Regions from separate parts of the Homo sapiens genome. Here regions 1, 3, 4, 5, 6 and 7 are each linked to region 2. A link is a loop called in an ENCODE intact Hi-C map of the cell type or tissue named here. Cell type or tissue: mammary epithelial cell. All regions are shown on one strand. Region 1 overlaps POU6F2 (POU class 6 homeobox 2). Region 2 overlaps LOC105375237 (a long non-coding RNA gene). Region 3 has its middle 23 kb from the start of VPS41. Region 4 overlaps AMPH (amphiphysin). Region 5 overlaps POU6F2 (POU class 6 homeobox 2). Region 6 overlaps POU6F2 (POU class 6 homeobox 2). Region 7 overlaps VPS41 (VPS41 subunit of HOPS complex).

The links. Peaks named below come from ENCODE experiments on the same cell type or tissue, not always from the same donor. Only the 100,000 strongest peaks of a DNase experiment are listed, where the experiment ranks them.
Region 1: a loop joins it to region 2, with 13 times the contacts of the local background. A loop is called at or near these places in 21 of 110 quality-filtered maps.
Region 3: it touches region 2 in a loop (10-fold over the local background); 49 of 110 quality-filtered maps call a loop at or near these places.
Region 4: it touches region 2 in a loop (17-fold over the local background); 47 of 110 quality-filtered maps call a loop at or near these places.
Region 5: a loop joins it to region 2, with 5 times the contacts of the local background. A loop is called at or near these places in 21 of 110 quality-filtered maps.
Region 6: it touches region 2 in a loop (7-fold over the local background); 3 of 110 quality-filtered maps call a loop at or near these places.
Region 7: a loop joins it to region 2, with 16 times the contacts of the local background. A loop is called at or near these places in 84 of 110 quality-filtered maps.

What each region holds. Positions count from the first base shown.
Region 1 is chr7:39,451,675-39,455,674 of GRCh38, reverse strand. It overlaps POU6F2 (POU class 6 homeobox 2), which reads right to left. Exons shown (of 10, transcript NM_001370959.1): 8 at 3,974-4,000. All of the region lies in intron 2 of LOC105375238 (a long non-coding RNA gene), which reads left to right. Among named protein-coding and RNA genes, the nearest start is that of POU6F2-AS1, 47 kb to the right of the region's middle. In mammary epithelial cell, a CTCF peak has its summit at 1,741 (motif pointing left); a DNase peak (open chromatin) is centred at 1,714.
Region 2 is chr7:39,518,008-39,522,007 of GRCh38, reverse strand. It overlaps LOC105375237 (a long non-coding RNA gene), which reads left to right. Exons shown (of 4, transcript XR_927183.2): 2 at 272-361. Among named protein-coding and RNA genes, the nearest start is that of YAE1-DT, 46 kb to the left of the region's middle. In mammary epithelial cell, a CTCF peak has its summit at 1,910 (motif pointing right); a DNase peak (open chromatin) is centred at 1,907.
Region 3 is chr7:38,930,404-38,934,403 of GRCh38, reverse strand. No RefSeq gene overlaps it. Among named protein-coding and RNA genes, the nearest start is that of VPS41, 23 kb to the right of the region's middle. In mammary epithelial cell, a CTCF peak has its summit at 1,654 (motif pointing left); no DNase peak of the experiment used is centred here.
Region 4 is chr7:38,396,411-38,400,410 of GRCh38, reverse strand. All of the region lies in intron 17 of AMPH (amphiphysin), which reads left to right. Among named protein-coding and RNA genes, the nearest start is that of TRG-AS1, 57 kb to the right of the region's middle. RefSeq lists an enhancer at 3,803-3,972. In mammary epithelial cell, a CTCF peak has its summit at 1,504 (motif pointing left); no DNase peak of the experiment used is centred here.
Region 5 is chr7:39,462,901-39,466,900 of GRCh38, reverse strand. It overlaps POU6F2 (POU class 6 homeobox 2), which reads right to left. Exons shown (of 10, transcript NM_001370959.1): 10 at 1-2,719. The coding sequence ends at 2,215. The region is part of intron 2 of LOC105375238 (a long non-coding RNA gene); the gene reads left to right. Among named protein-coding and RNA genes, the nearest start is that of POU6F2-AS1, 59 kb to the right of the region's middle. RefSeq lists enhancers at 1,398-1,899, 3,919-4,000. In mammary epithelial cell, a CTCF peak has its summit at 1,738 (motif pointing right); no DNase peak of the experiment used is centred here.
Region 6 is chr7:39,073,199-39,077,198 of GRCh38, reverse strand. All of the region lies in intron 1 of POU6F2 (POU class 6 homeobox 2), which reads right to left. Among named protein-coding and RNA genes, the nearest start is that of POU6F2-AS2, 62 kb to the right of the region's middle. In mammary epithelial cell, a CTCF peak has its summit at 1,797 (motif pointing left); no DNase peak of the experiment used is centred here; H3K27me3 peaks cover 236 bases.
Region 7 is chr7:38,795,575-38,799,574 of GRCh38, reverse strand. It overlaps VPS41 (VPS41 subunit of HOPS complex), which reads left to right. Exons shown (of 29, transcript NM_014396.4): 8 at 2,711-2,830; 9 at 3,964-4,000. Among named protein-coding and RNA genes, the nearest start is that of VPS41, 110 kb to the left of the region's middle. In mammary epithelial cell, a CTCF peak has its summit at 2,471 (motif pointing left); no DNase peak of the experiment used is centred here.

The DNA.
Region 1 (4,000 bases), 66 kb after region 2:
TGCTAAATGGGTTGAATAGTCACCATGCATCAACATCATCTTTCTATGATTCCTGATTTGTGGGATTGTTATGAGAGTAATATACACCTTTAAAGAAGCTTCCAAAGGTATGAATTAATTAACTATGTTATGTAAATAGCTGTCTGCTTTTTAGTGCTATTCTCACAGCAAATAATGGGCATATTTACCACATATTTCTGAGAAATAGGAAGCCATTTGGGAGTTTGCAATGCAATTTGGGAGAACAGTATTTTTGCAATATGGTGACCTCTTTGGGATGTAGAAAATGGCATGGATTGTGAAACAGGGGTTTCACTGTGCTATATGCCATCAGCATGCAACTTTAAGTTCACTTTATAGTTTTGTTTTTTTTCTGGAGCTAACTATAAGTCATTTGCTGTCTAAGGATAGAGCTTAGGTGTTTAGAAAATGTATACTGGAAAAAAATCCAGCAAGTGATCAAAACCCTAAACCTACCTATTTCTAAACAGTGCACTGTAAATCTTAAACCTAATTGGGACATTTGTCAAGTACTTGTTTGACTTTTCTTCTGATTTTCTGAAAACCCTGCTTATAAAAACCATATCCACCTCTGATGATTATGGAGACTGAGCAAGGTTTAACACAAGGCAAGGTGTGTAGGTGCTATAAATAAGTATTGTGCAGATTTTCTAATAATCTGCATGTTTGGTAATTCTGAGCCCAGACGTGCTTTCTTTGCATATGAACATCTTGTATCATTACTAAGGTATTAACCCAGCATTCTCTTGCTTGTAGTTGGCAAGACTTTTGTATGATCCACCTATTCTAGTTCATCTGGCATATGGCAGGTTAGCCAACACTAGGATGACAGTCTTTGACAACGACGTGGAGGAGTCATTGGCCATGGTTTTGACCAAAGTTTTGGTGATATTGTGATGTAATAAGATATATATATATCTTATTTTATATATATATATATATATATATATATATATATATATATATATATATATATATATATATATATATATATATATCCCTGGTCTTCATCCTTGGTTCCTGGCACAGAGCTCATAAGACTCTTATAATTTCCTAACAAATAGGGGTGCTAGGAGCATCTTCTGTTCTAATATTTAGTCTTTGACCCCACTTCTTGACACAGAGTTCCTAAATCCTTTGGAATGTCCTGGATGATAGGAACATCTTTTGTTCTAATGAGGTGACTCTTAGGGGCTCCTGGATAGCTTCATGATAGTGGCTGGTCATCAGAAAGACAAAGCTATGATTAGAAGCTTGAAGCTTTTAGCCCCACCTCCATTTTTAGGGAGAGAAGAGGGGCTGGAGATTGAGTTAATAATCAATCATGTCTACATGATGCAGCTGCCACAAAAATCACTAAGGTATGGAATTTGGAGAGCTTCCAAGTTGGTGAAAACATCCACATTCTGAGAGTGGTGCACTCCAACTCTACAGGGACAGAAACTCCTGCATTTGGAATCCTTCCAGACCTTGCCCTGCGTACCTCTTCATCTAGCTGTTCATCTGTATTCTTTATCATATCCTTTATAGTAAACAAGTAGATGTATTTCTGAGTTCTGTGAGCCATCATAGCAAATTATGGAACCAGAGTGATATGATTCATGTACTATTCATTCTGTAGTTGCTTTTGAGACAGAAGGGATTTAACTAAACAACATGCTCAAAATTTGTGGCAACTCAAGTCCAGCAAGGGGTTAGGGCAAAGTGCGACCCCTAGTGGTACTGTTAGACTCTCCTGGCCTGCAGAGACAACTGTGGAGCTAGCTTGGTGTCATTCAGTCTCTGCATATGGGTTTGAAGTTTCCGGCTTCAATTGCATGTGGTAAAAGAGTCTCTCTTTCCCACGTCTATATATTTCATACCGAGGATATGTAATATGGTTCACTCATCATAAACCTAGAACTTATATGTCCCACTGGCTACTGTGCAATGAAAGTTCTATCTGGCCCATTAAAGTATCTCTGTTATTGATTTCTGAAAAAGGCTAATCCTTCACTGCCCAGCTGTGACAAGTGACTAGAGAGAACCCAGTTCCATCCATCTGACTGTCTGCTGTCTGCCCATCCACTCATTCATCTTTCTGTCCATCTTACACATGTTAACTATTTACCTTGTGTGAAACACTGTATTAGTAGGAGGTTGTTTGTACTTCTTTTTCATATTTAACTTATTTCTTCTCTGTAAGATGCTTAACTTTGGTTCTTTTTCTTTCAGGACCAAAGCTTAACAGTTTATCCTAAATTTATGACCTTGCTGCCATTTAGAAATGGAGTATTTTGCAGAAACTTATACAGAATATTGAATTGTAACAAAGTTTGACTCTTCCCGAGGAAAAGTTTTTTTTTTTAATTAGGGGAAATCTGGCTATAATTAAATTCACTTTATCCTTAACTTTATGCAAGTCAGACTAGAGTTTCTGGAGAGGGTTGTATATCTAAACAACCTAAAATACAGTTGATGGAAAATGCATATGTATCCTGAAACTCTGGTGTTGACCCATCTTTAAGATCAACAGCATCCAGGTTAGTCTGGTGAAGTGCCTGGGCATTTTTTCTTTTTTTGAGATGGAGTTTTGCTCTTGCTGCCCAGGCTGGAGTGCAATGGTGCGATCTCAGCTCACTGCAACCTCTGCCTCCCAGGTTCAAGTGGTTCTTCTGTTTCAGCGCCCTGAGTAGCTGGGATTACAGGCACATGCCACCACGCCCGGCTAATTTTTGTATTTTAGTAGAAACTGGCTTTCATCATATTGGTCAGGCTGGTGTCGAACTCCTGACCTCAGGTGATCTGCCCGCCTTGTCCTCCCAAAGTGCTGGGATTACAGGCATGAGCCACTGTGCCCGGCCTACCTGGGCATTTTAACATCTTTCCATAATGCCTCATTCCATTTTCTTCCCCACCCACAAGCATCTTTCTTGCCTTAATTATCAGTATAATTGAATATAGACATATATGTATGTAATTATTTTTCTTTTTTGAGGAGGATTACTTGTCGGGGAGGTCATGGCAACCATCCATTTTGTTTTAAGAATTGCCCCATGATATGTGAGGATCCTACTGTTCCTGCTATAACAGGTCATTCATGACACTTGACCAAACACAGATCCTCACATGTCCTCATTTTATGGCACAGATGCCTATGCAGGCACCCATAGCTACTGGATTTTTGGTCCCTGGTGAATTGCAATCTATGCACATGTTCTGCAGTTTTATATATAAGTAAAAACTGCACTAAACGTGACTGACATTAAATCAGACCATTGTCCCATCCATCTTAACATGCTGTTATTTGCATGTGATAAATATACTATCTATCCCTAGGGCCAAATACCATTCTAAAAACTATATATACATATATATAGGCTATTTAGGGAGGCAGACTTGCAGGCTTATCCTATTTTATGAATGGTTGTTCAGAGATTTCTCATCTGATTCCGGCCCATGCAGCTTCCCCCACATGCCACTTGAGGTGGCTTATTGTACACACACACCCACCCGCCCACAGGCATGCTCTCTTTTATTTCCTCTGACACCTACAAATAGAATGGCAGGGGACTTCAAACACACATAAAAGCAGCTTGACCTGCCAGCTGAGTGCCTGTTGTTGGTTATTTCAGTTGTGAGCTATGTGGCTCATGCCCTGAAAGCTGATCAGTTGCTACCTTCTGAAGTGGCAGGACTGACTCAGCACATCAGCAACTACTTAAGATGGAACCCGGTCCTTGATAGCCACTAATTCAGGGAGTGTGCTTTGGGGACCTGCTTCCCTAAGGAACCATCTGGTCCTGGGGACGGACTTCATCTCAATATTGACCTAGCAGTGCCAGGAAATTCCTGTGCAGGGTTGAGAGAAAGAGAGAGCAAGAGAGAGTGAGAGAGAGACAAGAAGGAAGACATTGCAAATAGGCAACAAGAAGGCCACCACGATTTAAACCGAGCCAGAAAGGATACTTACTGCTGACTAACTGGCCCACGCTCAAAG
Region 2 (4,000 bases):
ACAGGCGTCCACCAGCACACCTGGCTAATTTTTTTTTTTTAAGTAGAGACGGGGTTTCACCATGTTGGCCAGGCTGGTCTTGAACTCCTGACCTCAGGTGATCCACCCGCCTCAACCTCCCAAAATGCTGGGATTACAGGCATGAGACACTGCGCCTGGCCATGAGATCATTTTAAAACATTAATGTACTGGGAAGAATCAAATATGAACTACAAGATGTGTTATAAACATCACTCCCTTGTTTACTAACCGTGTATGAGCTAATTTGCAGCAAGGATCAGGCATTGTAACAGCCTCATGAAGTTGTGAAGATTAAACGAAGTGACACATGTGAATCATTGAGGACAATGCTGGGCAAATAGTAAGTGCTTAAAAAGTTATTTTGATTATAATCATATTTGTTTAACCAATCCCCTCTTAGTTTTCCTGCTCCATTTGGAACTACACACCACTCTAGAACCTATTTTTCGAGTTTTTCCTATTTTCACAGTGGTTAGCTCAGATCAGAGCCTTCAGTAATTTCTCTCAGGCCTGGAGTTCCTGGGACTGATTATGTGTGAGAATTTACAAATATGGATTCACTTACAAAGTCCATTCCTGTGTAGCATAGTTTGGCTTTAATTTAGAAACATTTCGCTCATTTAATTTTAGGAACAAGTATAATGATAAAACAAATACATCTCGAATAGGTGCAGCCCTTCAGACTATATACTTTTATTTTCAGAATGATAACTTCAAGGCACCTAGATAATTACGAAACAATAAAAAGTTATATTATTTATTGTGTTTTCTCAGGGAAGGATGGGCATTGACTGTCTTATAGGAATATTCTTTTTTTTTGAGACAGAGTCTTGCTCTGTCACCTAGGCTGGAGTGCAGTGGCATGATCTCGGCTCACTGCAACCTCTGCCTCCGGGTGCAAGTGATTCTCCTGCTTCAGCCTCCAGAGTAGCTGGGATTACAGGCGCGCCCTACCACGCCCTGCTAATTTTTGTATTTTTAATAGAGAAGGGGTTTCACCATGTTGGCCAGGCTGGTCTCGAACTCCTGACCTCATGATCCGCCTGCCTTGGCCTCCCAAAGTGCTGGGATTACAGGCGTGAGCCACCATGTCTGGCAGGAATATTCTAAAATATAAAAAGAAACAAACTGGGCATATTGGTTAACCCTGAGTTATGGATAAAGTTCAAGTTGAGAAATCTTGCCTTTCTTCAAGCAGTTTAATTACTCAAGGTAGAATCTCTTTAATAAGTAACACTATATTTATTAGATTTTCAAGGAAATATTACTTGTGCCGCATAAACGGCACTTCATTGATATTTTGAAAAAGCTACTATATCTTAAACACTATAAATTTTCCTAAATTCCCCTCTTTTGAATTCTTTTGGTAACAACAGCCATGACAATAGAGATAACTAAGATTGCTCTCATGTTTGCTGTGTGCCAAGGCCCTGTGATTCACTAAATGAACTCAATGCTAAAATTGTCCTTTAATCTGGACTTTGCCTACGTATGTGAACTTGGCACTGTGTTAAAATCAAACATTTGTGTCGTTAGGACTTTTTTTTTTTTTTTTTTTTGAGACAAAGTCTTGCTCTGTCACCCAGGCTGGAGTGCAGCGGCATGATCTCGGCTCACTGCAACCTCTGCCTTCTGGGTTCAAGTAATTCTCCTGCCTCAGCCTCCTGAATAGCTGGGATTACAGGCGCGCGCCACCACACCCGGCTAATTTTTGTATTTTTAGTAGAGACAGGGTTTCACCATGTTGGTCAAGCTGGTCTCGAACTCCTGACCCCTCACAAAGTGCTGGGATTACAAGCGTGAGCCACCGCGCCCGGCCAGAACTTTTGAAAGGAAATTTACAAAGGTAGTTATTGGATAAAAGCGTGATAGAGTAGTTAGCACCAGGTGGCGCTAAAGGACTGAAATTGGAAACGGCTACGGTATTTGGTCCTCTTACCTGAGGGCCGGGGAAGGGCGATGCTCCTGGTTTAATGGCTGTGTTACAGGAAGGAAGGACAAGCATTTGCCTTCCTATGCCCTGTTACGAACAGATGCTAGGATTGCGCCTGTCACATTGTCTAGTTTCCCTCCCTGGAAAGTTGAACTCCCTAAAGGTAGACACAGTAACCTTACTGTGGTCTCAAGTGAACAAAAGGCCCCATAGTTTTTCTAAAGAAAAGTGAAAACAAATATCACATGAAATTGCTTTTTGGAATGCGTTTAGTCTTGCTCTCACCTTTGTAGGTATCCAGGAATGGAGACTGGACAAAGGTAGCCAAACGAGAAAACATCTCCCAGAATTCCTTGCCTCGGGAGTAGACAGTGCAAAATCCTTCCCACCAGTTTGGGGTTTATTATTTAATGCACTTCCCCTTTCCTAGACATTTCCAATGTGCTCGTAAGTGTTTTTCTCTCTGGCTGTTACCAGGAGGATAAAATCTCAGAATGGAGACCATAGATATAAGAATAAAAATAAAATCCTTCCACCGGCTTTCTAAGGGGATAGCAGGAGAAAGAACAGGAAGTGAAGTAAAAAGCCTCGCTGCAAGTAAACGTAAAACCCCGGGAGCCTGGGAAACAGAAGCTGCCAAATTAAAGAATGGCAACAGTTCCTGCAAGGAGTCAGGCACAGGGGAGGCTCCTTCCTTGGGCAGAGTTACTGGGACATTGAGAGGGAGGCTTTATGGAAAGCGACTTTCGGAGGTAGATTGAGAAAGAAAAGATGTTTAAAAAAGTGCCTGAGATTTCTACCATCAGCTCTTTCTTTTCTGAAAGTCAAGTCTACTAAAAAACCAGACCAATAGCTAAGTATCTTGCTCAATTTACATAAATCTCTTGCAATACGCATCACTACGGGCCATTTGTGATACAAGGTTTGCGCCAAGTAATTCACTTATGTCAGCAATCCACCAGCCAGTCTAACCCAGTCTGACCCAGGCATCCACATAGAGCGAGATGTTGCTGCCATTCCCTGTTTATGGAATTTTTCTGCTGTCTTAGGGAGGCTGATCATGGAAACTCCTGAGTGCAGTATTCCAAGTACAGTAGCACCAGGAATTGCATTGTGGGCTTAGAATGAAGCAATTTATCCCTTCTGTCCCCACTCCATTCCCTCCTTATTTCAAGGACCTCCATGAGACAAGGGAGAGAAGAAGGCGGTGGGAATGGCTAAGTGTCCCAATGTCTCTGGCTTAGTTCTAAGCATTTTGCTTCACGTAACCTGGAGATCAGGTCGTTCCTTGGCCAACCGGGAGAGGCTTTCTCCTCCTAGGCCTTCTGTGTTTGTTTCATTTATTTCAACATTCTCATGTGAAACCATTAAGATATTTTGCTGCTAAATGGAATTCATTCAGCCTGTAAGAACTGTAAGATCAAAGAAGGGGTATTATTAGTTTTTCAACAGTTGATCCTAAGGTTGGAAATGTGGTGATGAGGCTGGGTGTAATGGCTCATGCCTGTAATCTCAGTGCTTTGGGAGGCTGAGGTGGGAGAATCACTTGAGGCCAGGAGTAACGAACATAGTGAGACTCTGTCTCTCAAAAGAAAAAATATGCAAAAATTATCTGGACATGGTGGCACACAGCTGTATTCCTAGCTACTCAGGAGGTTGAGGCAGGAAAATCGCTTGAGTCTAGGAGTTTGAGGCTGCAGCGAGCTATGACCATGTCACTGCACTCTGGCCTAAGTGACAAAGCGAGACCCTGTCTGAGGGAAAAAAAAAAAGTGTTAAAGAATATCTCTTCTTCCCACAGATAGCCAGTGATTCTACAGGAAAACATACTCCACCTTTCTAGGTTTTCATTTATTCAAGCCCTCAAAAGGATTCTATAAACATGGGCTCATCTAGACTGAAGTATAAATAGGTTTAAGATGGGAAAATCACATGGAAAAATGAACATGGTATTAGGAGACCAAACGTGAGTCTTGGTGTCGCCGCTGATGTGCTGTGGTGTAAACGGTTTGGGTGTCAGTTTCTCAGCAGCAAAATGAATGTAAT
Region 3 (4,000 bases), 590 kb after region 2:
CACCCGGATGTAATGCAATAAGTACAGAAATCCAGAGTAAGCCTTTAGACACTTTTACAGCAATTTGACACAGATCTAATACCACACAATTCTAGGCCCATGTTTGAAACAAGCACGCCACACTGGTTGTGGTTTCACACCAAGCAGTGTTCAGGCATGTTGCCAACCAAATTGGAAGCATGAATGTTGGTTGAGAGGAGTCTTATTTCATTAATGGTTAATTCTGCTCCTGTGCTCCTATCCCCACTCCAATTAAGTATAAAATACACATTTCAAGATTTGATGCCAAACCATAAAGGCTAGAGACAAGCCCTGCCACCCAGCAGTAAATATGAAGGGAAAGATTTAATGTAAACGGCAGCGTATGGCAGTGCTGATGATTTCTCATAAACTACATGGACTAATTTAGAAAGAAAAAAAAAAGTCAGAGAAGCCTTCAAGGAAGTAATAACCCAGAGGTAAAAAATATTGATTAGGGAAAAATATTATCTTAATCAAAATATGTCTTTTAGCTGGAAGTTGTTTGGGCTTCAGAAAGAGAACAAAATATGTTTCTAAGATGCACATTTTTCCTGTGGTTTTTGTTGAATAATGAGCAACGCCATCACTGTTACTGAAGTCTTTGCTGTGTAAATCAAAAGGAAGGCTTTAATAATTCTATAGGAAACCTTATTTATTAGTGTGATCAACAGTAAGCAATATTAACTATTTTTAAAAATCTCAATATATACCCATGAATTTGGGTATATCTTAATGTTAGATCCTGATAAATTTTACAGGGCTTGCCATATACTATATTTTCTTCTAATGAGAGCTTGTTATGTCTGATCTCTTTTTATCTGTCTTTAGAAGCAAATAATTCAAAATAACTTGTTTCTGCTAGCATTTGTTTGGAGCTCAAACAACTTCTTTTTAAACTCCTTTCAAGTTTAAAGCTTGACCTTTTAAACATGAAAATCAAACAATATTTGAATAGGCTACATGTTGTTTTATTTTTAGGAATTTTCTCAATTGAAATCGAATCTGAATCAAAGTAGATAAGAGTTACTTTAAAATTCTAACACCTCCCCAGCTTTTCCTTGATCTTATAATGTATGACTGTTCTTAAAATTTTATATACCCCGAAGTGTCATTATTATTTTCGTTTGCCATTTTGACACCGAGAAGTTTATTCTTAGGAGAAACTGTCGGTGGGAATACAGGATTCCATTCTGCATCCTATACATGGAGCAGCCTAAACTAAATGCTAAGAGACGCTCCAGAGTAACGGGGGGAAAGCAAAATTAGAACATATTTTCTGACTATTCAGTCTGTGTCCAAGTACACAAAGTGAGAAGTTGATAAATTGCCCAATAAATTTAGTCATTATAGCCCAGAAAATTTAGGTGTAATTGATGATCAATGACCCAAATCATTCAGGGACCCAAGTCCCTAGGAACTTCAAATCCCCATTCCATGTATAAATACTGGCTCTCCCTAAGGCCTCCTTCCCTGACCTAGACATTTCCTCACGTTGCTTCTGAACACATTTGCAAAACCTTTGTGTGTGAGAACTATAGTCTTTACTTTTGCATTGAAAGTGCAAGGAAAACTGAAGATTATTTTGAATCCAATCGTTTTTCCCCTCATCAAAATATGCAGTGAGCGCCCCCTGTTGGCTGCCTAGCAGCAGGCAATACACAAACACTCAGCCTTGTTAGTACACAAAGAAGGAAGTAAACAAAAAGAGCCAATGGTAATTTGGACTCCCGTATCTAAGGGGGGTAGAGGTGGGGAAGGAAGGAGAGGAAATCAATATTTGCTTAATGGAAAAGGACAACATTGATAGGGAAGGAAGTTTTATTCCCAAGCTTTTAATGGGGTATTACAAGCACTGGGGAGGAGAAAATTCTCTTTCTTTTCTCTTTCTTTCTTTTTTTTTTTTTTAAGCTTAAAGCTGTATATTTTTTTTTCAGTGTTAGATGAGTAAGAGTTCCTGAAATTATAGTGGGCAGAAAAACCAAACAAATACATTTGCTTTTGCTAAGGGCACACTTGGCTTTTTAGGTTGTGCCTTTCCTCTATTCTACTTAAGTCAAGCACTAAGAAATCTACTGTAAATTCTGGACTTTCCACCATGTTTTCAGGTAGGTGATCTGGGCATTGAAGGGAGGAAAAATGGCTAGGAGAATAATACACAAACATGCACACACATATATTTTCATTCTGATATCCTAAGGATTGAGTCAATAAACATAGATTTCCTTTATATTTACCTGAAGTGTCTTAAATTCTAACCCCTTCTAGTTTACCTGTTAAAATCTAGCTTTACTAATCTACAGGGAAGCATAGATTTTATTTAAAAATCCTGTTTAAAAAGTATGATAGTGGGTTTAAAAGTATAAAGGATATTTTTTCAATCCTGACAATAGAGGAGTAAGATGAATTTCTCTCCAAGAAATCTCTTCTCTGATAGGGCATGGTGGCTCATGCCTGTAATCCCAGCACTTTGGGAGGCTGAGGTGGGTGGATCACTTAAGGCCAGGAGTTTGAGACCAGCCTGGCCATCATGGCGAAACCCCATGTCTGCTAAAACTACAAAAATTAGCCAGGTGAGGTGGCATGTGCCTGTAATTTCAGCTGCTTGGGAGGCTGAGGCACAAGAATCCCAGCTAATTGGGGGGCTGAGGCATGAGAATCACTTGAACCCAGGAGGTGGAGGTTGCAGTGAGCCGAGATCACACCACTGCACTCCAGCCAGAGCAATAAGAGCAAGACTCTGTCTCAAAAAAAAAAAAAAAAAAAAAAAAAAAAAACTTCTTTTAGAAAATTTAAATATTCATGCTTTTATTCTCAATTATATCTCTCCCCAGTTATAAATTTTAAGTATATGATTAGTATATGGCATGGCCAGCACACTAGACTAAGAATCAAAAGATTGGGGTTCTAATCCTGGCTCTGCTGCATTTCATCCCTATAACTGTGTGGCCTTGTAACTTCCCTGAATTTTAGTTTTCTCATCTGAGAAATGAAAGTCATTAACTTGATCATTAATCAAGATACATGGGGATGCTAATTATGTAGCAATGCACTGCCAGATGCTTAACTCTGGAGGCTGTGTTTGGAGAGGGACTCATAAAACTAACAATAAGCTAGATCCTAATTTCTGTAAATTTCAGTGACTTGACTCAGGAACAGAGAGGCGCTTGATTCTGGTGTCAAACAGATTGGGCCTCAATCTCATCTCTGCTCTTTTCCATCTGTGTAACCTTGGAAAACTAATTGTTTCTAAAACTGGGTTTCCTTATGTGGAAACATTGAGTTGTTTCTCCCAAGTCATGTGAATGAAAAATGGCAGAAACAAGACAGGACTACAACCGTGCCCTTAAGGACCACTCCTCTAGAAGGGAAATGAACACAAATAAAAAGTTACAGCACTGAGCAACTTGGTTCCTGAATTATTTTTATTGTACTTCTTGAAGGGACCTCAATGACATGCCAAAGAATTTAGATTTTATCTTGTGGATGAAGGGGAGTTAGTAGAATATTTTAAGTAGGAATGGGGTAGGATCATGACTAACTCAACAAGATGTTAAGAGAATTTGAGAAGCAACCATATGTGAATGTGATACATTTGTAGAAATTTTTATGGCTATATTTATCATCGGTGATCATGCAGGGAAAAGACCCAAACACTGTATCTCTCACTCTGATGTTGGGCATTTGTGTTCTAATATAATGTCCTATGGGAATAAGGTAAGACTACTCCTCTATAGGAAATTAGAACTTGGAAACTGAGCCTTGATTAATGGTTGCAGGTCAGCCTTTCCTGTTTTCACTCATCTCTTCCTTTAACCCGGATTCCAAGAAAGCTTGACAACTGTCTACACTGATGTGTAAAAATGGCCTCTGCCAAGGGAGGCAGCCAGGGCTGGACAGCCAGTCCTTCCCATTTAAATATTCTCTCTTCAGTGCCAACCTTGGAACATATTAAGGTGATAAAGTTGCTGCCAGATATGTG
Region 4 (4,000 bases), 1.1 Mb after region 2:
ATGATTGAGACAGAAGATTAGAAAGCAATGAGGGGCTGGGCACGGTGGCTCATTCCTGTAATCCCAGCACTTTGGGAGGCCAAGGCAGGTGGATTGCCTGAGGTCAGGAATTCAAGACCAGCCTGGCCAACATGGTGAAACCCTGTCTCCACTCAAAATACAAAAAAATTAGCCAGGTGTGGTGGCAGGTGCCTGTAATCCCAGCTACTCGGGAGACTGAGGCAGGAAAATCGCTTGAACCTGGGGGGCGGAGGTTGCAGTGAGCCAAGATCACACCATTGCACTCCAGCCTGGGCAACAAGAGTGAGACTTCATTTCAAAAAAGAAAAAGAAAGAAAAAAGAAAGCAATGAGGTATGTATGGTGCAGAGAGCCACCACCTACTCTCTCCAGAAGGTTTTGTGCTGGTCGCTGTGATTTCTGTGTGATGGACAGGCGGTTTAGCAATACTCCTAGTTTCTGCACCTCATAGACCTCATGGATATAGTAAATATGTGCCCAAGGTCAAGGAGAACATTTTTAGTCTCTGTTTGCAATAGCTGTTTCCCCCATAAATATATTTGACCAATAGATAGTATAGGTTGGGCAGAAGATAGGATAATTGTGTTTTTCTGAACATTTAGAGTGAAGAGAAACATTTGATAGCACTGGGTATGAAAGGCTTGAAGTACTTTCAGCAGATTCAGTCCCTGGTCTTTGTGAGTAACATTTTTTAAAAAGCAAATGGTAGTCATTTATCATTGTGGTTTTTCCTAGCAGGTATAACATGTACTGTAGCAAGCAGAGCATAGAAAATGTTTTTTCTTTTATAGCTCTACAAATAGCTAACAAATTGAAATGCATGACAACAACAATAATAATAAGAGGTATAACTTTCATTGATGAAAACCTTTTTACTCTTTCCTTGATTTTATCTACAGCTAACACCTAATCTGAACAAATGGGTTCCTGTTTTCCATTGTATTTTTATGTTGTTCTATTCTTGCGGTCAGTAAATACGGCATTGGAAGTATTTTGGTAAGAGCAAAACATCTGGACCAGATTCCAGACATAAAGGGAGGACTGATGCCCCCTGATCATCAGACTAGTGTCAGAAACAGAAAGCTATGAGGATACGCAGATAGTGGATGATCCTTCTCTGTTTATGTAGTTTTTAAGCCCTGTAAAATCAACGTGGTAAGTAAACAGCAGCTGGAAAAATGGGAATTCATTACTAATGGACTCAAAGTAGGGTGTAGGAGTGTTGTTTGTTTTCCAAGTAGATCATTAAAATTGTTTGGCTTCTCTTTAAAGTCTAAAGTGCCAATTCCTTAGCACCTTACCTTTGCCAGAGTTGTTAATTTCGGTATTTTCCTGATATTTATTTATCATTCTTAAAATTCGTTTTCTGCATGCTGCAGTTCTTTTTTATGTGACAAAAATCACAGCTGAGGTGCTGAGGCTGAGGTATTTGCTCCTACAACGTCAGGAACGTCAGAGCAGTCAGGCAGAGCCTTTGGCCGCCACCTGCTGGTGGTTGGTGTCACAGCAGCTAATACCTGTTTTTTATTATTTTATTTTATGTTTATTTTTAACTTTTGTGGGTACGTAGGGGGTGGATATATTTATGAGGTACGTGAGATATTTTGATACAGATATATGACATGTAGTAATTACCTCAGGGTAAATATATCTATCACCTCCTTAAGCATTTATCCTTTTTTTGCATTATAATCCAGTAATATTCTTTTAGTTATTTTAAAATGTACAATAAGTTATTGTTGACTGTAGTCACCCTGTTTGTGTTATGAAATACTAGGTCTTATTTATTCTTTCTAATTATTGTTTGTGCCCATTAACCATCCCCCCTACTTCCTCACTACCCTTCCCAGCCTCTGGTAAGCATCCTTCTACTCTCTGTCTCCATGAATTCAATTGTTTTACTTTTTAGCACCTAGAAATAAGTAAGAACATTCAAAGTTTGTCTTTCTGTGCCTGGCTTTTTTCCCTTAACATAATGACCTCCAGTTCCATCCATGTTGTTGCAAATGACAAGATCTCATTGTTTTCTATGGCTGAATAGTACTCCATTGTATATATGTATCACATTTTCTTTATCCATTCATCTGTTGATGGATACTTAGGTTGCTTCCAAATCTTGGCTATTGTGAATAGTGCTGCAATAAACATGTGAGTGCAGATACCTCCTTGATATATTGATTTCCCTTTTTTTTTTGTTTTTTTTTTTTTGAGTATATACCTAGCAGTGGGATTGCTGGATCATATGGTATCTCTACTTTTAGTTTTTGTGTTTTTTTTTTTTTTTGAGGAACCTCCAAACTGTTCACCATAATAGTTGCATTAATTTACATTTCCACCAACAGTATATGAGGTTTCTTTTTTCTCTACTTCCTCGCCAGCATTTGTTATTGCCTGTCTTTTGGATAAAAGCCGTTTTAACTGGGGTGAGATGAGATCTCATTGTAGTTTCGATTTGCATTTCTCTGATGATCAGTGAGGTTGAGCACCTTTTCACATACTTGTTTGCTATTTATGTCTTCTTTTGTGAACTGTCTATTCAGATCTTTTGCCCATTTTTTAATTGGAATTATTAGATTTTTTCCCCATAGAGTTGTTTGAGATCCTTATGTATTCTGGTTATTAATCCCTTGTCAGATGGGTAGTTCACAAATATTTTCTCCCATTCTGCAGGTTGTCTTTGTTGATTGTTCCCTTGGCAGTGCAGAGGCTTTTTAACTTGACGTAATCCCATTTGTCCATTTTCGCTTTGTGTGCCTGTGCTTTTGGGATATTACTCAAGAAATCTTTACCCAGTCCAGTGTCCTAGAGAGCTTTCCCAATGTTTCCTTTTGGTAGTTTCATAGTTTGAAGACTTATATTTAAGTATTTAATCCATTTTTATTTAATTTTTGTATATGGCAAAAGATAGGAGTCCAGTTTCGTTGCCTGCTTAAATTATCTAGCAAAGGAAAGGTGATAACATGTATATTTAGTGATGGTAAAATCTTATACAACCAAATTGATAGATATCTAGAGACAAGTTACAGGTTAATAATAAACATTATGTTCGTATGGAACAAGTTTAAAAAATCACCTGTGGCAACACCATCTATAGGTCATGGAAAGATATCCTCTCCCAGAGATGTAGTATCAATTCAACTGAGACTAAAAGCCAATTAGTAATAATGTGTGGTTGGAACATATATGTATAAAAGGATTTATGCATAATCACTTGGGAGAGTAGCCCATGGAATAACATCCTGTCTGCTTTTTCATCTGTAGCAGTGCCTCTGCTGCATGTGTGTGTAGTGGTGGTGTCTGCTGCTCTGTTTGTCCATACCGTCTGCATGTAGATAGAGTCCATCTGCTTCCAAGCTGTTGAAACTAGTGGGATATTCATAGGTGTGATTTTCCAGACAGATGGAGAGAATAAGCTTGTAATCATGACACAACTTATTTTCTACATTTGAGCTCATAAGTTTATTGCATGCACATTTTCTTTCAGTATAGTTTTTAACATAGAAGAAACTTTATTAGGTCCTTAGTGTCGTAGAGAAATCCTGTTAATGTCTCCGACAATAAAGCTATGAGCAATTGCTCCTTGTTCTTCTCAGGATTAAGATGCCCTACTAATTTATGTTCTGATTACTATTCTCTTGACAACAGTAACAATAGCATCCATAAAAAGGTCGGTGCTTATTTAAAACAGTGATGAAAGTCTATTCGATTTCAAAATAAACTTTTTATTATAGGAATTTTCAGCCATTTGCCAAAATATAAACCCTCATGTACTTGTTACCCCACTTCAATAATGATCAGCATTTATAATTCACTTTAAATAAGTGTCTGTTACAATTCATGAGAAATCATTACTTTTGTGAACCCATATTGTATTAGTCCATTTTCATGCTGCTGATAAAGACATACCTGAGACTGGGCAATTTGCAAAAGAAAGAGGTTTATTGGACTTACAGTTCCACATAGCTGGGGAGGCCTCACAA
Region 5 (4,000 bases), 55 kb after region 2:
TCAATAAAGTTTTGGGTTTCTGGGTTGTCCATGTTTGTGCAGTTTTTGAGGTGGCGAAAGGGGCTCTGTGATGTTGGCATTGAAGATCAAGTTAGCTGTGGTCCAGTTAGCATTGACTGGTAAAATGGAAACACCTTTACGAGTGACTTGTTCCACTTCCAGGATTCCTTTTAGAGTTTCCTTGCTGGTAGTCTCTTGATTGCTGCATGAATCATTGGAGGGGACAATTATACTGTAGCATTTACACAAACAGCAAAGGAGCCAACAGAAGAAACTCAAACTCCCCAGGGAGAGGGAGTGTATTAGGGGAAGGAGATGGCATTTCTAATCAGTTGGGCAACTTGAGATTGGGTTTCTCTTTTTTCTTTCACAACTTACTTCTAGATAATACATTAGCATGATTATAAATTATGCATAAATATGTACATTTCAACAGCAAGCAAATTGACAGCTCTCTTTTGCCTGCTCCTTTAATGGAACACCGTCTGCCTGTACCTGGGTGAAAACACCAGTGGCAGCTGCCAAGTGCTCACCTGCACAGCCGTCCTCACATCCCAACATGTCCTTGCTTATTAGGTTATTGTGGCCCACAGATCTTTTAAGTTATTTTTTTTAAAGGAAATAATCCTCTAGTTCTCATATTGCAGGCTATTCTGATTGTTAGATAAGCCCCTTCTATATTTTTTTCTTTTGGTGAAAGCTTCTTCAAACTTCCTTTCCCCTGAAGAACCTGGCCCCCAATTCCAGTTGTTTAAATTTGCCCGCCACCTTTCTGCTCCATTTATATATCCCGAAGAGTAATTATTCCCCCTGAAAAAAGTCTGCCATCGCTATTGGAATGAAAGAAGTAGCAGAAAAGATGAGATTAACAGGATACACGATGGCCTTTAATGATCCAGTTGCTATCACTTTCTTTTTAGCCTGTTTCTTTGTGTGTGTGTTTATGGGTGTGTGCATGTCATGTGTGTATTTGACTGAAATCTTGAGACATTTCTTTGGCTATCAGACTTCTGAGAGAAATTGCTTTGCACAGAAGCATAACATAGATGTAAGTATTGAACCAAATGTGCAGCTTATGTTTATATTACAAAATTAGTTTTGGTCAGCTCTCCATGTACGTGGCCAACAGACTGAGAAAAATCCCAAGCTCTGGTGTGGACAGTGAGCACAATTACAGCTTATGCCAGTGTTGACAGTTCATCGAGCAAAGCCCTAGTTATTTTGGAGTCTCTCCTGCATTTCACTAGGATCTGAGTGGAAAAGACACTGCTTCTCCCCACTTCTGTGGCCTTCCAGCAGACCCCAGGAGCCACGCGCGAGGGAGATGGAGAAATGGAGGAAAAGAGAGAAATGCGAGCTCCATTTTCTTTTCTCAAACCCACAAGTCATAGTGAGAAAAAAGCAACAAATGCTTTGGCACACGATCCAGGATGCCCTCCCGTCAAAAAGAAAGACAAAGAAAAAAGACCACCCTCCCTACCACCCCCACAAAAAAACCCAATAGTGAGCCTCACAGAATGGCTTCAACAATGGTACCCACCCCATGGGTGGAGACAGTAGATGGGAAAGATGGGAGAAATCAGGCTTCCTATTGTTCTGTTAGTACAAATGTAAAAATTCGTAACACAACTTTACGTGCGGAGAAGCGTAGACGAACGATCGCGTTGCAATGCCATGTTTCTGACTTTGGTTAATAGGTTTCATAGTGAATCAGCACTTAGTACCTGAAGGGGTGCAGTCCTTCCTCCAGGTGGCAGGCTTGTATTCGCTTTGAACAGATCAAAGTTTTTGTTCCTTCGTTGTTGGTTTTTGGTTTAGTTTTTTTTTTTCTTTTTCCTTAAAATGTGTTCACATTTTCATAATATACAGAAAAAAGTACGTGGTTATTTGGTTTGCTTTAAGTCCATTAAAAAACTGGCTTTGGGGGAGACAGGTGGGGGAAGGGAACTATCCTACCACACACACCTTCAGTGTGGTGTATTCCTTGTTTAAAAATTTTCTAAAAATTTTCTTCTTTCCTTTTTGGAAAACCAACGGACATGTAGAAACCATTCTGTCCACTTGGTAGTTTTCTTAGTCATTTACTTACAAGGGTGATGACGACTGGGGCTATTTTTAAATTAAATTAAATTTTGTTGTTGTTGTTGTTGTGGAGTCCCAAGGGTGGAGTTTAGTTTCTGTGAATTTTGCTTCTGATTATGGGTGGGCATCTCTTTAGGAGTTTTCTTCCAGAGAGTCTGTTAAGGGCTCCAAAGGGACTGCCGTGGCCGGCTCGTGCTGTTTTAAGCGTTTAATTGTGTTCTTCAGGGCTTGCCTCTTATTGCAGAACCAAACTCTAACTACTTCTCGGTCATAGTTCAGCTTCTCAGCAATTTCGGTCATTTCCTGCCCAGAAGGGTGTGTGTTCTTCTCAAAGTGGGCATTGAGGATCTCAAGGGCCTGGGGTGTGAAGGAGGTGCGCCGCTTGCGCTTTTTGGATGGTTCACTCCCGATAAACTCGGTCAGGTTCTGCATACCTGCTCGATGGCGGGCCTCAGCCTCAGCCATCCACCGCTCAAGCACCGGCTTGATCTTCTGGGCACTTTTAGGGGTGATGTCCAGCTTTTCAAACCTGGCAGGATACAAAAGGCCAGGGTTCAGTTTGGCTGTCAGACTGCTAGCTATAGTGTTCTCTTGGGCTTCCTGTGGTAGGAAAAAGTGGCTTCTCAGGATGGTGTGTCTGGGGGGGAAAATTGAGAAAGAACAGTCTTACACTGAGTCCTCTGCCAGGGTGGGCCTCCTGCCTGCCTGCCTGACTGCCTGGCAGGGCGAATTTACTGCAGGTTAATAGCCAGCTGCAAGGTAGCCAGCCCTGCCCAAGCCAGCGCCCACCCTCCCAGCGTGCTCCATGCCAGACCATGCAAACCACACAGGTGCACAGACAGGGGTGATGAGAAGCAGAGACAGCAGGATGCATGAGCTATCATAACATATCATAGGCATGCAAACAACTCACAGGCCTTTTCCCTATAAACTCTGAGATCTAAGCATTTATTTGAATAGTACCAGCTCCATTTCTCAGTCCTCAGACTCATGAAGGCAAAAATTAACGCTAAGAAGTGACATCAAAGATGACAGTTGTCACATTCTTTCATTTAAAATGATTCTTTACGTGTTTTACATTTGGTTTTCTTTAAATTACCCCCATTGACTTGGTTATAAAAATGTTATTGCTATTATCATAGTCACTGATGGCCATTGGGACTTTTATATGGCTCTCTTTTTATCTCTCTTTTGTGTCTCATTTTGACTTCTCTCTCTTTTTCTCTCCCTGGGAACAAACAATTTTCACCGTATGTAAGTTAACAACATGCCCTTTTTCCAGGTAAAACATTACCCATTGCTACTTTCCTGTTCTGGCTCAAACAGCTGGACACATTGTAATTACTATAAAACACCCCACCTCTGGGTGTACTAAGGCCACCTCCTGCCTTCCAAACACCAGCCGGTGTAATGGTGTACTTTTGCACCAGGGCACCAAGCTGTGTTTAATGTGTGATATCTGCAAACTGTACTTGAATGATATCATTTTCTGTAAATGAGGTCTTCTATATATCAACTGCCATCAGCAATTCTTTGCTACATTGACTTTAAAAAATATGAAGCGTCTTGGACAAAATTATATAGAGTGTTTTAAGAAGTCGCCCTGGTACCAAACTCACACTCACTCTCAATGAAGTACAAAAAAAGTAGGAATTCCTTTTATTCGTTTGTTTGTTTATTCTAAATCCAAATTCACAACTCTCCAGTATGACAGCTTTGGATACACAGAATTCTCCTCTCCCTTTTACAGTGTCCCATGCTGTTGAAAAACTTCTGACTACAGAGTGTATTTTATTTCAATGGTCTGTTCTCATAGAGCTAAACTGAGCCCATGTTACTCAGAATATGTTTTGTAAGGATGCTTGCAAAAGGACAGAAAAGGATAGGCTTTCTTTATGTGCCACAATCTTATTTTTGG
Region 6 (4,000 bases), 440 kb after region 2:
ATGAAAAAGCATCAATATGAGTTCAATCCAGGCTCATCTAGATCTGGTCTTTTGGTAATGGGGTTATACAGCAGTATTGACATTGCATACGCATACCCTATATTCATACACTCTTCATAATCTGATGGCTTCAAATAGCTATCAGGATTTAATCAGAATACAACACAGATTAAAGTGAATTTACATTTAGCAATTTGAATGTAGAGTTGCTTGGGAGTTACAAAGAGAGAACATCTGATCTCTGTCCTAAAAAGAGCTTACTTTCTAGCATCTTAAAAACTCTAGCAGAGACTGTTAATTAATGTGTGTGTGTGTGTGTGTGTGTGTGTATCTCAACATTTGCAACCTTTTGCAAAAGTGAGATAGTTTCCAGAATGGAAAGACCTGTTCTCTAGTCCCAGCATTTTAAAACTGCTCTGAGAAGCCCTGAGGGTTTTAGAGAGGTGCCTCCAGGACCTCAAAGGGAGATAGGGGAAGACCTAAGTGCCCACTCCCAGTTTTTGAGACCATATTGGCTCCTCCCATCTATTTTACATGGAGTCTTTAGTGTACTTGAGGAAAGCGTTCCACAGATCTGCCCATATTGCATATTGGCAATGCATCACAGATGCGATAACAATCATGATACTTTGTCTGTTAGCTAACCATTTTCTTTTTCTTTTTCTTTTTAAAAATATAATTTATTTTTAGTTTAAGTTCCAGGATACATGTGCAGGACGTGCAGGTTTGTTACATAGGTAAATGCGTGCCACGAGGGTTTGCTGCACCTATCAATGATTTACTTTTCCAAAACACTTAGGTGTTAGACCCTACAGCTGAGATGTTTGAGTCCCTGGCAGGCAGACATGTGTTGAAATTCCCAGTACTGGGCACTATGTCTGATACAAAATAGGCTCTCAGTAAGTGTGTTTGACTGGTTGATTGATAGGAAGGAAGGAAGGAAGGGAGGGAATGGAAGGGAGGAAAAGGAAGGAATGGAAGGAAGGAGAGAGGAAAGGAAAGGAAGAGAAGGGAAGGGAAGGGAGAAAAGGGAGAAAGGAAAGGAAAAAGGGAAGTTCAGAGCAAAGGTTAGCTTTGGTTGATATTTTCAGCATACATTCAGCTGTGTCTGAAACTACATAATATGAAGCCGAGGCCTCACCCAGCTATCTTACCTCTCTGACTCTGCACACACATACATACTGACCCATATGCTGCTTCCAGAAACAGAAGTGAGTTCAGCTTGTGTGACTGCATTACTTGTAACACAGGACAAGATGGAAGAATGTCATAGCTACACTGGAAAGGAAAAGGAAAGTCTCATTTTCCCCCAGGACTGAAGTTGAATGGGAGAAGAGCTACTACCAAGCTAGTCCGGGGATTAGTCCAACAAAGCAAAGGCAGTAGAGCCCCAGGGGAACCCAGGTGTGCACAGAGACCACGCCCCAAGGGCTCAGCCTTTGGGCTCTGTCTCCTTGTTCAGCTGGAAGCATCTTCATGTCACTGAGGGAAGCTGGCCACTGCCAGCACTACTACAGCACTAACTGTGGTCCCAGCCTCCCTGTGGCCTTCAGGAGCAGTATCATCAAACACACAGCGTATTAGAAGCGTGATTTTACTACAAGTGTTCTCTTGGTAGGATTTTTCTTAGAAGAAGAAGAGATTTATTTAAATGAATATTACATGAAATATGTGTATACATCTAATCCTGTCCTTCTGTTCTGATGACAAAGTTGAGAAGAAAAACTTTTTCTTCAAAAACCATCCAGCTCTTTATGGTTTCAGATTTCCATAAATAAATACAAAAATCCATCCTGCCCCCTGCTGACAGACTAATATTCCTAAAAATCCAGCTCAAAACTTGACTGTTTCCAGAGTAGTTTCTGAGTTGGGCCAGAACTCCAACCCACCATGCCAGGCCCTCCCCATTTGGAGCCTGGTCTAGCTTTCTTGGGCTGTGACATTGGACCGGGCACTTCAACACCAGGGAATGTGTTGTTCACATTATAATGATGGTAAAATTGCTAAGACAATTTTCTGTCATGTGGCAATTAAGTGTCCAGGTGCTTCCTGGTCTAGCTCCAAAGAGATGCCTTTTGACCTATAACAGACAGTCTGTGGCCAGCCTCACCTGCGACCTCGAACAGCCCCACACCCCAGTCCCACGGTGCCAGAGTGGGTGCTTGGGAACTGGAGCCCAAGAGCCTGTAGTTGGGTTCACCTTCTACTCACTGAAGGGCACAGTTCTCTGAGCCTTCATTTTCCCGAGAGGAAAATGGGGTAATAACAGTATATGCCTCATGGGATGGATGGGTTAGCAGATTAAATAAATAATTCACAAACAGTGCTCATAGCAGGCCGACTGCTTAGTAATAATAAGAAATTTTGATATTGCTTGCTCCCTGCTGTCCGCGACCCTTCCGACAAAGTGTGACTGTTTGTGTAGTTTATTGTGGAGAAGCTCCTTAGCCTTCATCAGATTTTAAAGGGATTCATGATCTGCTGCCTGATCTGCTCCCCACCCCACATCCCACCAAAAAAATTCAACAAGAAACCACTGCTAAAAAGGATACACTATCTTTATATCCACACACTTCAAATATTAGGACAGTGCTGGGCACATAATAAACTCTCACTAAATATCTATTGCTTTCATTTGAAAAACAAAAATAAGAATTGATATCTATAAAAGATAAAAGAAGAAAGACATTTTTTAAATTTAGATTTTTTTTTTTGAGGGGGGGACAAGTCTCACTCTGTCGTCCAGGCTGGAGTGCAGTGGCGTGATCTCGGCTCACTGCAACCTCTGCCTTCCGTGTTCAAGCAATTCTCCTGCCTCAGCCTCCCAAGTAGCTGGGACTACGCCTGCCACCACACCCAGCTAATTTTTTGTATTTTAGTAGAGATGGGATGTCACTATGTTGGCCAGACAGGTCTCGAACTCCTGACCTCAGGTGATCCACCCGCCTCAGCCTCGCAAAGTGCTGGGATTACAGGTGTGAGCCATTACGCCCAGCTAATTTTTTGTATTTTAGTAGAGATGGGGCTTCACTGTGTTGCCCTGGCTGGTCTCGAACTCTGGAGCTCAGGCAATCTGCCAGTCATGGGCTCTTAAAGTTCTAGGATTACAGGCGTAAGCCACCATGCCCGGCCAATTTAGATTTTTAAAAATAAAATTACTCAGAAGTCTTTTGAGAAGGAAACTCTATAAATCCTAACATCTTATGATTTTAAGAAATAAGTAACTATCAGGAGGCTGTAAATTCTGTAGAATTTTCTCTCTGAATTAAAACAGTATCTGGCTTTTAATTCTACAAGGTTCACAACTCCACATTCTCTAAATAAGCCAGTCCACTTCTGTTCAAAAGGCCACTGCCTAATTGATTTCACCAATAAGTGTTTTCCTTCCCTCTGTTCCCAAGCTGCAATAGCACACGCTGGGAACTGCTAATGTGGCTTGGTTGCTCCAGCGTTGCTTCCTGTGCTTCCCAGCAGTCTGGGCAGCTTTCTCTTGGCCAGCACCAGATACTATGGAGTTTTCCTCTCGTTCTCTGCCTTGGGTCTGTACACGGCTGCGCCCAGCGCCAGCTGCTCCGTCCCTCCCTCTCTTGTAATCCACTCTCCTTTAATATTCCAAGGGTGACCCTTGACTGTCCTTTGAATGCCACTCCAATTCAAAAGGCTTCTGAGCTTTTAAGACGAGCAGAGATAACATAATTCCAAGGAGATGGGGGTGGGGAGGAAGGAAGAATGTGATTGGAAAGATTAGCTAAATCTTCTCATTCCTGGGGATTTGGCTGCTCAGGAAAACATGAACTAGAAGGTTTTTTTTTTTTTTTTTTTAATAGGTTCTCCCCATTCCGTCAGCTATCTGTATTAGCTCCTATTAAAAATATTTTGCAGATTTGTTTCCAATTCAAACTATAAACAGAGGCTTAAGTAAATATTTCTTTAAATCTCTAGCCTTTGAAATTGAGGGCAATTAAAAAACCAGGCCAGCCTTTATTAATATTTACTTACA
Region 7 (4,000 bases), 720 kb after region 2:
TTTCTGTTTATTGAGTTCTCCTTTCGTATCCCTCAATGAAATGTTTTTGTTTTGTTGTGTAGCGACATGTCATGTTCATTATTAACTTTTAAATCTAGATTTTCCTTTTTTTTACAACTTTGATTGTATCCCATAAAGTTTAGGTTTATAGTATTTCTCATTTTCAAAGTACTCTGGTTACCATATGAATTCCTCTTTTACCCAAAGATTGAGAATGTTTTTTGTACCATTTTTGTTTTGTATTGTTCTTTCTCTCATTCTTCGTTATTAATTTCTTAATTTTGTTGTTACATGAGAATTATGATGATAAGAATTAGATTTTACTTTTAAGTTCTTTTGTTTTTTTTGAATGTCTTGTTATTCATATGGAGTCACAAGTTGGGGATTACTCCCTGGATAATTTGTATTCTTTTAAATGCAGGATTTTTCCATAGGTGCCTGCCTTTTGTCAGAGTGCCTGCTTTCCTTCCTACCTGGGACAGCTACAGTGCTGGCTACATGCTTGGGGACCCAACCCTTTGTGTTTCAGAGTAAGACTGGCCACTCCCCTTCGTTCCTGCCCCATTACACTGAGTGTAGGGGGTGTTGTGGCATTCTAGTACCTGCCTGACTTCCCAGGCAGGCTTTTTCTGGGGGAATGAGTTAAATCATGGCCTTCACTGGAGTCTTATTATTAGCATATTTTACATAATTTTTAGCTTAAAATTTGGAGCATATTTAACTTTTTCAACACAGGTGCAGACTGTTCTCCTCTTAGTACTACATTGGTCATTTCTAGGTGGGAATTGGTGAGGGAAAGGAATTCGATGCTGTGTCCCACCCTGCTGTTCTCCCGGCCATCCTGCCAACCCTTCATTCCAGCAGGTGATTATTGAGCACTCACTGTGCTTCACCCATTTCGGACGATCACCTCCATCAGATCCAGGCCACAGATAGAAGATAGACATTTTGATCTTATCAATTCATCATGTTTAATTGTTGTGGCCAGGCGTGGTTGCTCACACCTGTAATCCCAGCACTTCGGGAGGCCAAGACCGGTGGATCACCTGAGGTCAGGAGTTCGAGACCAGTCTGGCCAACATGGTGAAACCCCGTCTCTACTAAAAGTACAAAAATTAGCCAGACATGGTGGTGCATGCCTGTAATCCCAGCTACTTGGGAGGCTGAAGCAGGAGAATCACTAGAACCCAGGAGGTGGAGGTTGCAGTGAGCTGAGATGGTGCCACTGCACTCCAGCCTGGGTAACAGAGTGAGACTCCATCTCAAAAATAAATAAATAAAAATAATTGTTTTTAGCTGCCTGTCTTTAGTGGGGCATAATCTTCTCTGTAGCAGGAACTGTATGCTCAGCCTTTCTCCCCCTTTCCTACATTTCTGGGGTCTGTTCTCTGTTTTCTGCAAATGGGAGGAAGAGGCTGAATCACAGTCTGGGGACACTCCCGAAGGCCTCTAACTGTGGGGGTAGGAAGGCATGGTAGTAGTGACTTCTGAATTGGAACCTGGGATAGGAGAGGACAGGGTGGGTTAGAAGGTCTCTGAGAATATATCTGATGGGAAGATGGGGCTAAGTATGGTCAGAAGAATCCCTGCCTCCAGTCTCCCTGTGGAAGTTGTGAAGTCACACAACTTCAAACTGTCGTAGCATTTTAAAGTAACTGTACTTTGCTTACTTGTGATGATGGACATCATATTTAATTTTAGGGATTTTATTTTGTGCTTCCTCTGCCTGTATTAGTCTATTGAGAAAGATATACAGGAAATACAAATAAAATGTGAATTTACTCTCTTTCCCCTGTTAACCTGTTTCCCCTGCCTCTTTTGGGGTGGGTAGAGGACATAAAATATACTAAGGTAGACTGAAATTGCTTGTAGTGGTAGGAATTTTAGTAATTCTGTTATGGAATCTGTTGTCAGCATTTGCTTTGAAAGGATAAACATGTGTTTCAGGATTGCATGCCTTAAGTTACATACTGTATAAATGTCTTTTCTTAAAGGATTTAAATGGAATATGTCAAGAAAAATATTTATTGTGTTCTTAATAATGTATGACTTCCTAGAATTACATCTTTATTAATCGTAGAGGTTTTTGACCAGTTATATTTTATATTAAAATTTATCCAGCAGGTTTTTTGAATGATAGAATCTTCCCGTTAAAATAAAGACCCTAGATACTATGAAATTTCTAAAGAAGCTTAATTCCAATTGTTTTTTTATTTTGTGACATGAATTACTGTTCAAAAGTCATTGTTCAATTATTTGAGTCAAATGAAAAACATAGACTGTTTCTATTACAGTTTAATCTGTGACTAATATCTTATTTTCAGTGAAAAACTTAAAAGAGGTTTTGATTTCCCAATTTACAAAATAAATTAGTTCCCGGACAATCATTTGAAGAACTTTTGCGATACAAATCTTTTGATTAACTAATGTGCATTATTTTCCATGAATCTTGGTGTTTTGGTGCCACCTTGTGGCTTGGCCTTGTAGTAACTTCAACACTCATCCATTTTAAACAACTTCCTGGGGAGAATATGATGTGCTAGGAATTCTTTCCAAGGTACAAATAACATACTACTGTAAGTCTACATTAAAGACGTCGAGAGTGACTTGTTTGTTATTTGGTCACGAGGATAGGTAAAACTAGTAAGTAAAGAACCTGATACATTATTTTCAGTTTCTAAGATTCTTTGTTTATGCTTTTTGTCCCTAGCTGCTACTGTTTGAACGGTCTTGGATGAACAGATGGAAGTCTGCTGTTCTGCATGAAGGGGAAGGGAACATAAGGAGTGTGAAGTGGAGAGGCCATCTGATTGCTTGGGCCAATAATATGGTAAAAAATATGCCTCTGTCTTCCTAATGCTTGTTCAGTGGCAGAAGAATGGCCAACTTGATAGGGCTGTAATGAAGGGAAAAGATGCCACTTGCTGTGGTGGTGATTTCTAAAGGGTGTAAGGACGATTGGTATCATACCTAGGAGGTTAAAGAAATTAGATTGCTTTTGGCTTTCATAATATAGTAATTCCCAACATATTCTGGAATCTATTTTAGAGTAAGAAACCTGAGGCATGGAGAGTAGCCAAGAAAATGAAAAGCTATCTTAATAATTGAAGGACTGCATTGGGAATGGGTCTTGAAAATATCATTTGCCTGTTGGCCAAAGGCAAGTAAGAGTTGATATGAAACAAGTGCAGAATATTGCTGATTTCTCTTTTACTCCCAGTATAATCATAGACAGAAGTATAGACCTGTCTGTAAGAAAGTGGATCGTAATTTTCAGTGCTGCATTTTAACTTAAAGTTTACTTGCTATGAATTGGGGCTAGTAGGAAGTTTTAAAAATGGTCTTTTTGACATCTGGCATATCTTTTGAAACATCAAGGTATAATTTAGTAAATCGGTTCTATTCAGTTTTAAATGGTAGAAATCTGCCTAGACTCTACCTTTTTATTCTGGACTTTTCTTACTTCTCCTGGGTCACGATGAAGGTAAAACAAAGCTGTGGTCTCTTGGTTCATTTTTAGTTAGCTGCTTGCCTGATGTTTTCATTTGAGAACTTTAAAATGTCAGATGTAGTTTTCTTTATATAGGTGGCTTTTCAGACTCAAAGCCTTTCTAAAAAACAAACTTCATTTTTCATGGTGGAACGATAAAATTAGAAATGTTACTTGTCTGTCAGTTTGGAAATGCAGCTATTGATGTTTGTACATTTCATGTTTCTGTTGGGTTTGAGTCACCCATGCCATCTAAGAAAATCTCCTTTGTCCAGAAAGAAGGGTGGAGGTTTCCTTGTGGTTTTAGTTCCCACAGGGTTTGTGTGGAGCAGGAGCATTTTCCTTGCATGCTCAGTAAACACTGCTAATATTTCTCCGTGCTGGTTATTGGTAGTATGTAGCAGGGGCTGTTAATAAGTTTTCTGTTACTTTCCTCCTGAGTAGAGGATGCTTACTGCTGTATTATTTTCCAGGGTGTGAAGATTTTTGACATCATCTCAAAGCAAAGAA